2 separate regions of the Homo sapiens genome follow, and region 1 is linked to region 2. A link is a loop called in an ENCODE intact Hi-C map of the cell type or tissue named here. Cell type or tissue: A673. All regions are shown on one strand. Each heading gives the region's core, and the rest is flanking DNA. Links, peaks and the distances in the headings are about the cores only.

What was found. A loop is a pair of places that touch in the nucleus more often than their neighbours do. Peaks named below come from ENCODE experiments on the same cell type or tissue, not always from the same donor. Only the 100,000 strongest peaks of a DNase experiment are listed, where the experiment ranks them.
Region 1: it touches region 2 in a loop (2.6-fold over the local background); 1 of 110 quality-filtered maps calls a loop at or near these places.

The regions. Positions count from the first base shown.
Region 1 is chr11:30,746,379-30,751,768 of GRCh38, forward strand. The region is part of intron 2 of LOC101928338 (a long non-coding RNA gene); the gene reads left to right. Among named protein-coding and RNA genes, the nearest start is that of LINC02859, 14 kb to the left of the region's middle. In A673, for the core only: no CTCF peak of the experiment used is centred there; a DNase peak (open chromatin) is centred at 3,083; H3K27ac peaks cover 2,208 bases.
Region 2 is chr11:30,344,126-30,349,515 of GRCh38, forward strand. No RefSeq gene overlaps it. Among named protein-coding and RNA genes, the nearest start is that of ARL14EP, 24 kb to the left of the region's middle. In A673, for the core only: a CTCF peak has its summit at 2,150 (motif pointing right); a DNase peak (open chromatin) is centred at 2,176.

The DNA of each region.
Region 1 (5,390 bases), core at 121-5,120, 400 kb after region 2:
TCTTTGCAGAACAAAGAATGCACACCTACCAAAGGGCTACTTTGCACTCAGCACTGAGTAAGTCACTTTCCAATCAATCATCCCAAAAACCATCTGAAATATTTGTGTTCTTACTTGATCGATGAGGAACTTTACCTTATGCAGTGAAGAATCTAAGAAGAGAGAGGTTCTACCTCAGAGAAGTGAGCCAGACCATGTAGATGGTGGGCTCTCAGGGCAGGTTGGCCAGGGGATCCGTAATGACCTCTCTGTTTATATCGCTACGCAGTAAAAAGAGATGAATCTAAAGGAAACACGTTGTACGTGTAGATAGTAGAATGGCTTCCCAAGAGGGACACTAAGTTACCTTTATTGCTATTACTGACCAGCATTGTCATTTTATAAGTAGATTTGTCTGAGCGCCTTAATGGTAATATAGCTGGGCAAAGGGTTGATTACTTATATTTCATGAGAATAGATGATTAAACATTCTCAACCTAAAGAAATGTTATTATCTTTATTACATTAATATTTTGTTAAAGAAAGAGGATTACAGCATTATTTACAGTTACTGATCTGTGGATTAATAGGAAACACTGCTCTTTAAATATAGTAATAACATGTTAGTTACCAAGAAAACTGAGGCCTGAGAGGTAGAGAAATTCTGATGAACATAAACAAATTGGGTATAAGAATGGAAAGCAAATCATTTTTACGGCAAATGCATCTGAGCAAACCTGGAATAATACTATTTTCTAATTGTCAATAACTGTCACCCCTTGATTACAGATGTTTATAATACATAATAGAAATATATACTATATATTGCCCATTAAAATTGGCAAGCAAAATAGAAGCTCCAGTATTTCAGAATTTCTTGAAAAGAAAATTGGGGGAAGGGGAGAATACACACACATACACACACACACACAGACACACTCACAAAATAAAACATATTATGCCAAGCCCACACTGTAATTTATCAACTGGGAAGGAAATTGGCATGTCTTTTCCTGCTGATTTATTGGTTAATTCCAACAATTCATTGTAGAAAAGGCCACCAATGAATTACAGTGTGGGAAAAAAATTAAGCGGAGCATTTAGAAAGGTGTTTCAGAATACAGCCTTTAGAAACAACTTACATAGCTATTTTATAGCCAGTCCCAAAGCAATTGGTGCATGTGAAATGCAGTATACAGTTACAGAAAATACACCAGAAAATGCCGTGCATAATGCTTCCCATATTTAGAAGAATATGCCATGTCACATGAAGATTAGATTTCTCCTTTATCTTTAAGCTAGAATCATGTAACATTAGATCTCTCTTACTATTTGTTGTAGAAATCATGTTGGAAGGGCAGTAACAAACATGAACTATGTTAGCAAAGTCAGTGATGGACACTGCTTTAGTGATAGAGACATTCGTCTTTTAGTCCAAAGGGGATAGAAACTTTCATGGGGTGGAACAAAATGCTGAAATTTTGCATTACAAAAATCAGGATACACTACCATCCATCCTGTGTCCCAGCTCTAACCCCAAGGATCTAAGGCTAATAGAAGAAGGGAATTTCTCCATTAACAATTCCATTTCTAATTTCTCAAACCTGGTTTAATCAGCTGGTTGCCCCTCTTTGTTTTCAAAAAGGAGTCTCTGAAATGATTAAAGATACGTGTGATGGTTAATTTTATGCATCCGCTTGGCTGGGTCTTAGAGCACAGATATTTGGCCAAACATTATTCTAGATGTTTCTCTGAGGTTTTTCTTTGTTTTTGTTTTTTGGATGAGGTTTATATTTAAGCTGGTAGATTTTGAATGAAGTAGATTACCCTTCATAGTATGAATGGACCTCATCCAATCAGTTGAAGGCCTGAATAGAACAAAAGACTGACCTCCCTGAGCAAGAGAGAATTCTGTGGCAGGCTGCCTTTGGACTTCAACTGCAACATCAGCTCTTCCCTGGGTCTCCCACTTGACAGCCTTCGAACTTGAACTGTAGCATCGGCTCATCCTGGGACTCCAATCTGCCAGACCACAGCAGATTTTGGACTTGCCAGCCTCTATAATCACATGAGCCAATTCCTTAAAATAAATATCTCTCTCCAGACACACACATTTTATTGGTTCTGAATAATACACTCTTCATAGTCTTCTTCTTGTTATTATTCTTCAGTGGGAAAGGAGGATAAGAGCAAGTATATACTGAGTGCTTACTATGTGCCAAACATTATGTTTATTTATTTACTTGTTTATTTTTAGAGACACCATTGGCTCCTCACAATATCTCTATGAAAAATGTATTATCTCTAACATATAGATAAGAAAAAGGAGACCCAAGGGGATTAAGCTACTTTCCAGTGGCCACATATCTTGTGTGGAGCCTCTGTGGAGATGTCTGACTCCAAAATCTATATATATTACGTTTATTTGAGTGAGTACTTTTTCTATTTTTATGCTGTTTTCTCATGTGACATGATAGATACTGCTAGAAGCACATCTATATACTAAAGTGCTCCTTTGTAGAGTGAAAACCACCATTTTTTTAGACCTACTATGCACTAGGCACTGTGCCACTTTTCCTATATCATCTCTAATCCTCATTTTAACCCTGTCAGCGAGGTAAAAGCACTTCTATTTGACACCCAGGGCCACTGAGGCTTAGAGAAATCATATAACAGACCCCAGGTTACACAGCCAAGCTGGGGTTCACCCCTGGGTTTATATGATTCCAAAATCCACCCTGTTAACTCCTACACTATGCCTCATGCTCATTTCCTAAGGATTCTGCATCAGTGTGTACCCCTAAATCATAACCCTTGGTTTTCAGACAAAAGAGCTTCCATGTTGTCGAATTTTTTTCTCACTGGCTCAAGGAAACAGCAGAAGGGTTTCTATCCTGCAGCATGCTATTTTCTGAATGGAAAAGAAAAAAAAAAACCAGAAATGTTTCCAAAAGAAAGTACAGAATATGTGCTATAAATTCTAACATGGTCTTTCTATTGACAGCAGAGTCTAGGGTTGCCTGAGCCACAACACTCTACTTTATGTTGCAGCAGCAGAGACTTCACAGCAGGACTCCTTAAGTCTTTCCGGTTTGCTCCTACAAAGTGATCAATAAGCATCCTCTTTCCCTTTTTTTTGTCCCTTTTGGTTGTGTTTACTTGGTCTAAAAAACAAAGAAGGGGAAATAAGCCCCTTGTTGGGGGGTTTTCCCTTACTTGCCCTGTTTCCTAATCACACCAGGACGTTATTGTCCAAAGCCACATTCACATTTAGAAATAAAAGAGAAATGGAATAAAACTTCAAGAAAAAGATACGAAAATGATGCTGCAATAAACGTGAATTCCTGTGGATAGGCAAAATGTGGATACTCCTTCTGGATATTTGTAAATGGACAGAGAAACCTGTCTTGCCTCAGAAACTCAGAAGCAATGATGTGCTTCTTGATGTATATGCCTCTGTAGACTTCAGGAAGGTGAGCCCATTTTTTACTGAGGGAGAGTGACAGAAATCTATCAACCTGGCTTATCATCCCACAATTACAGCAATTTATAGTGTGCTTCTTGCAAGGTCACCTGCATCTGCAACCAAACAAAAGCACTCTCTCTGCCTTTGTTTCAAAGCGACCTAATGTGCTCCCTGCAACTTAAGTTATCCAGGATATTTTTCAATTAATTTGCAGTCACTTAGCCTTAGCATCACACAAGCCTGGCATATATCACATTTTTCATTGGCTGGAAATACCGGAGTGTCTCAACCCCCCTGTTTCAGAAGAACTGCTTTTCCTTTTTCTTTTAAAGTCACTTCATTCAGCTTTTTTTTTTCTCTTGAGTTAAGGAACTTGTTGTGAGAAAAAAAAATTCTTTGTAATTTCAAGAAGGAGTTTTCCATTCTGATAAGCTGCCTATATTTTTCTATCACCGCCCGAAATTGTCTGAAGCAATTAAAAGCATGGCTAATTCTTCTGAAAGGAGGTTGAAACCTCTGCATTCCGAAGGAGACTCTTCTGATACAGCATCGGGCACCAGAGTCTGGGTCTTCAACCCCCAGTGGGAATGTGTGGAGACAAGGACTGAAATTTTTAGGTCAAAAATGCACTCATGGACATTTATTATAAGAGAACGAACTAGAATTCTTAGTAGTAGGGCCTTTCCTTCTCCACCCTTGTCTGTCTTCAGTGTTTTGCTTTCCAGAAAATCTTTTTTTATGACAACTGGTTGCAGTGCCCGCCTGGCCTCCCTGTGCTGCTGGCTCCAGTGGCAGGAGCTTCTGGTCTGTTTTCCAAAGCGCTAAACTCATCTGATCATTTTCCATCTCACAGTGCAGGTTCTCAGAGACTCACAAATCCATCATCCTGTTGCCCTTCAGATACGAGGAGAAATGTGTCGTTCAAACACCTCCTTGCTGAGAAGCTTTTTCAATCTATTCGACCCACTGGGGCCACAAGGAAGGTTTTACTTTTTCTCTTTTCCAATCCCCAACCCCACCACTGTCCTGCCCCACTGTTCCCCTGTCCCCCCCACCCATTTCAACTTTGACTCGCTTTCTCTGTGATTTTTTTCTGTCATCTTCTCTCAGCGCTTTGTGGGGCAGTGTAGCTGTGTGGTTTGGAGGCAGTATGGGCTATAATGTCAGACCCATCTGAATGTAAATCCTGGCTTCGTGACTGAACTTCTGCCTTCTCTGTCTCTCCATTTGTAACTGTTCCTCCTTCACAGCAAAGGTGAACTCGGATATGGAAAGTGCTTAGTACAAGACATACTCACATATTTTTAACAAACATAAATGGTAGAAATTAATCTTTACTCAGGCACTTTTCCTCTAATCTCTTTTCTTCCTCTGCTTTTTGTTTTATTTGCGTTTTTGTGAAATCACAGGTTGCATGCCCTGTTATTTAAATTAAAATACTTACCACTAGTGAAATGGATGCCAAAAATCTGGGAAACAAAGCACACTGTGCAATGTATGAGTTTTACAGTGGAGAAAACTGACACCCCTGGACATACCCTCAAGATCAGAGCTAGGTTTCTTTTCCTCTCTCCTGGGTCTTGTCAGATGGAGGCAATAATAGGACAGACTGTTTTGGAGTGTCTAGGATTGGCAGACCAGCTGTTCCTGTGAAATGTAATTGGTGCCACAGATCTGGATGAGCAATGAATGAAGTCCAGGGAGTTAAGTAGGCAGGGCTGGGGAAGGTGGGCAGCATCATGAGGTGGGCAGCATCCGGTTGCTGAAGTAAATCTTCCTTCCCTAAGCCAAGATGAGCAGACCTAAGGATGCTGATTCCAGGGAGCAAAATGTTTGCTCTCATCTCTGTTATTTCCTTTGGGTTATATGCACTCCTAGCTCCATATGTGACCACAGTAGCCAGAAACTTTGCATATTTACAAGCATACACAGGTCTGCAGACAAT
Region 2 (5,390 bases), core at 121-5,120:
GAATTAAATAACTTGTCAGGCAGTTAAAGGCATATCATTGACTTAAATTTGTGGTTTATAACACTGCTAGCAAAATGAAGTTAAAGCATCAACAGCTCCTGTTCTTCTTCCCTTTTACCCTTACAGGACTCTCAGTTCTGTGGTGTGAAAGAGGGGAAGGTGAAACTGGTTCCTGCCAAACAAAAGGGAACTCAGCACACACCTCAACATTTTCTATATGTCATTTCCAGAAATAATGATGCCAAAAAAAAAATCAAATGCATAATGACTTTCTGATACTTGACAGTGTATTTTATAAAGCTGGATATTCTTAATCATTTGTGATACAGGGATATTTAAATGCTTTCATCTTTTTTGATATTTTAGTGTATTGACATTTTTTAACTTTTTTTCAGTTGAAATTACATAAAAATATAGAGTATATTTGGTTAGACGTTCATAGGTTCACCTATTTCTGAGGTTCCTGCTTCAAAACATCTTTATGGTGATATCGACTTTCTTGAAAAAATACACAGTTCTAAAATTGGATAAATTTAGAGAAATAATTTGGTTTGCTAAACCTTGGCTATTAGCCAAAATTTGGGTGAAAATAAAGTAGGACACTTTAGAAAATGAAATTGTTTTTATACTTTATATGTTAGTCCTTTTAGGCTGCTATAATGAAATGTCATAGACTGGATAGCATACAATCCACAGGAATTTGTTCCCCACAGCTCTGGAGGCTGGGAAGTCCAAGATCAAGATGCCACCAAATTCAGTGTCTAGTGAGGGCACTTCCTGGTTCATAAACAATGTCTCTTTGCTATAAACCTCTCACAGTGGGAGGGGCAGGAGATCTTTCGGGAGCCTCTTTTATAAAGGCACTAATCCCATTCATGAAGGCTCTGTCACCATAAGCTAATCATCTCCCAAAGACCCCACCTCCTAATACCATCACTGTTGGCGTGAGGATTTCAATATATGAATTTTGGGGGAACAAACATTCAGACCCTAGCAGATATTACCACATTTCTTTATTCCACCTTTCCTAATAAGTGGCTATTTTTATCATTTCACAGATGAGGAAACTGAGAGCTAAAGAATTTAGATAACTTGCCTAGGGTCACATAGTTTATCAGTGGAAGAGAAGGGAATCTAAATAGATTGTTTGACGCCAAAGTTCCAATGCTGGTGGATATTTTTCTATTCTTCTTTGACCATTCATCTTATACATGTGAAATTCTTTCTGTTCAGGATTCATTGAAGCTATGTGATTCTGATGACTTAGGTATTATTGCAGTTTGGTTACTTAAGGTGTGTCCTGGAAGTAAAGATTTTGCCCACTTCCATGCCCACCACTCAGCCAGCTCCATAAACATGGATGGAATATGTTTCTCAGCCAATTCTAACATGTCTTTCTGTTTTCGTTCTGAGAAGTCACAGTGAAGAAGGTGTACACTTAGTGACAACAACAGCTATTTATTGTGTGTTTGGATACATAATCGAATTGTACTTTTGTCCTAACTCTTAAAAAGCCTTTGTATCATTGTTCTACCATAAAGACACGACACATGCATGTGTATGCTCATTGCAGCGCTATTCACATTAGCAAAGACATGGAATAAATCTAGATGCCCATCAACAGTGTACTGGATGAAGAAGTGTATTGGGACATATACATGATGGAATACTATGCAGCCATAAAAACAACAAAAAGAAGTGTACTGGGACATACACACGATGGAATACTATGCAGCCATAAAAACAACAGTATCATGCCCTTTGCAGCAACATAGATACAGCTGGTGGCCATTATCCTAAGTGAATTAACACAGGAACAGAAAAGCAAATACCACATGTTCCCACTTATAAGTGGGAGCTAAACATTGAGGACACGTGGACACAAAGAGGGGAACAATAGACACCAGAACCTACTTGAGGTTGGAAGGTGGGAGGAGGATGAGGATCAAAAAACTATCAGGTACTATTATAGACTACCTGGGTGACAAAGATTTGTACACCAAACCCCAACAACATACGATTTACCCATGTAACAAACCTGCACATGTATCATGCGAACCAAAAATAAAAGTTGGAAGGAAAAAATTAAAAAAAAAAAAAAAAAAAAAAAAGTCTTTTGTATCCATCTCCATTGAATGATACCCATCTGTCCAGAAGAGGGCGATATTTTACTACAAACTTCCAGTGAAGCGCTCAACCACTTTGAACAAAAACTATACATTTAGAAAATGAGTATCTTAAGGTAGAGTTGGAGGAGTGCCATTTGTTCAAGTGCTTTTGGGATAAAACGTTTCTTCTAAATATTATGGGAAGAAGAGCAAAATTTCCTCCTTCTTACCCTCCTTCTTATATAGATTGTTCTTTCAATTTGAAATCAAATATTCTACTAAAATACAGTTAAAGTGGAATATTCCAAAACTAGTCCATACTTCAATTATAAGTACTTATAATCCAGAGGAAAGAGCATGGACCTAGGTGTCAGGTGAACCTGAGTCTGAATGCTGTCTCCACTACTTGCTGGCTTTGGGACTTCAGACAAGTTATTTGTTTTCTAGAGGCCTCCATTCCCTTGCATATAAAATGTGGATAGCAATACCTACATTATAGAGATGTATAAACATTAAATGTGTCAGGTTAAGAGCCCAATGCAGGCCAGGAGTGGTGGCTCACGCCTGTAATCCCAGCACTTTGGGAGGCCAAGGAGGGTGGATCACCTGAAGGAATTTGAGACCAGCCTGGCCAACATGGCAAAACCACGTCTCTACTAAAAATACAAAAATTAGCCAGGTGTGGTGGTGGGTGCCTGTAATCCTAGCTACTCGGGAGGCTTAGACACAAGAATCACTTGAACCCGGGAGGCAGAGGTTGCAGTGAGCAGAGATCGTGCCACTGCACTCCAGCCTGGGTGACAGAGCAAGACTCTGACTCAAAAAAAAAAAAAAAAAAAAAGCCGAAGGCAAAGACTCAATAAATGGAAAATTTCTTATTCAATAGAAATAGAGTTGCCAGATAAAATACAGGACATCCAGTTAAATTTGAATTTTAGATAAGGAACAAATAATGTTTTAGTAATACTTGGAACACACCTATGGATATTTCATGAAATATATTTAAAGGTATTTGTTCACCTGAAATCCAATATTAATTGTGTGTCCTGTGCTTTTATTTGCTAAATTTAACAATGTTAAACAGAAAACTCCTTGGCACAGGGGGAAAACTAAACTAAAAATGGCTAGAGACTTCAAAAAACTTAGAATTTATTAGTAAAGGGCTTGACATTTCTAGTAGCTAGGAAAATTAATATATTCAATATTCTAAATTTTTGAATAAGCAGCCAATCTAAGCAAAGTTATGTAAAATTTTTCTTTCAGTAGAGCCTCAGTCATTTCCATTCCTATTGCATTAAACAGTGCTTTGTACATAATACACATTCAATAAATTTTGTTGAGTAAAATATTTTAAAATATGGAGAAAAAGTCATACTTTAAAGAAAAAAAAGCACAAAGCAGGAGGTGAAACTGGCAGTGCAGTCTAATTTGTGTGTTTCTACTTTCTCCCCTTCTTGCCACAATAAAAGAAGGTATGCCCCTCCTTTTTTTTTTTTTTTTTTTTAAGACGGAATTTCGCTCTTGTTGCACAGGCTGGAGTGCAATGGCGCGATCTCGGCTCACTGCAGCCTCCACCTCCCAGGTTCAAGCGATTCTCCTGCCTCAGCCTCTCAAGTAGCTGGGATTACTTTAGTAGAGACGGGGTTTCACCACGTTGGTCAGGCTGGACTCAAACTCCTGACCTCAGGTGATCTGCAGGCCTCGGCCTCCCAAAGTGCTGGGATTACAGGTGTGAGCCACCTCCTTTCTTTCTGATTAAGGAAGGTGAGTTTAACCAAGTAAGAATAAGGTTTGGGAATGAAAGAAGGGAAGAAGAAATAAAGTGTTTTGCTGTGTTTTATTTCCTGTTCAATGGGTTGGAAGTGTGCCACAGAAAGAGGGCCACACCTTGGGGTCTCAGGAAGTGCAGTATCCATAGCTCAGGCCCCACCAGGTGACAACCTTAGGTATTAAAGCAGATGCTGCCCTGTGTGGCAGCCAGCAGTGAGCTCTCAGAACAACACAGCTGTCTCTAGTCTGCTCATCCCTGCCTCCTGTGGGAAATCCTCACCAGGCTGAGCCCAGGACAGCACCAAGGGGAGGAAATAGCTGCAAGTCCTCTCACCTGGCTGGAGTTGGCTTTGGTCTGGACACTCACACCCCAGGTCTGGCTGGGTCAGTTCCCAACAAATGCAGTGTATCAGTTCCATCAACCTGGTCACACCATGCAGATCATTGTGACCGAACAACCAGAAAATGTAAGTGATGACACTTCTTGTGGAAAAGAAATCACCTTTAAATGACAAACACACCTGCCATTGGTGTCAAAAGTAGTGATTTTGTACAATGATGTTCATCACATTTGTAACACCAGAATTTGGTAACTGCTTAATTTTTTAACATGAGAAAAACAATTGGATAGCTAATGGGATATCATTATATATGTTTTATATATTATATTATGTATCAATATAATATAACCAAATAAGTTTTTGGCGAATTTTTAAAGTAATGGGGCAACATTCATAACAATGCTAATTATTTTTAAGGCAGAGTATAAAATAAAAAGAACAATTCCAAATTTGTTAAAAGCAGGAAAACACCCAAAGTGAGAGAGACTCTAAAATAATAATACAAGTTATATTTGACTTCATATGATTTTTCATTTTCTCCATCAAATGTTCTGTAATTTTCAAATTTCCTATACTGAACATGATTACTCTTATAATCATGAAAATATATATAACACTATTAAAAGGTAGTGGAAGTTGTTGGTGCTAATGATTTGTATCTTTTTCTTCTCATATAGCAGATAAGCCATGACTTTTGTGGTTAAATGTTGCAGGACCTTGGATGAATATCTTAACTCTTACCCTCAGTTACTGCATCCTTAAAATGGGAATAATTTAGGGGTTCAGAGGAGCTTCACGCAGTTGATGTGATGATTAAGTGAGGTGATATATGTAAAACTTTGTTTAGCCAGTGCTTCATGCAGAGGAAGCATTCAATAAACTGTAATTATCATTAAAGAGCAGAATATATGAGTCGTTACCTAATTCTAGCCCTCGCTTCCACAAGATTTTTCCCCCATTCCTTCCCCCTTTTTTGCTTCCTTGCTTCCATCCTCCTTTGCTTTCTTCCTTTAGGTCAGAAATAATTGACATTGGCAATTTCATAAAATTTGACCTTGCTTCTTATTTCACCTCCCATCGCAAAATGTGGGGGCAAAGAAATGTAAAAGGAAATGTTTTGCTGTTTTTTATTTCCTGTACGGTGGGTTGGAAGTGTGCCACAGAAGGAGGG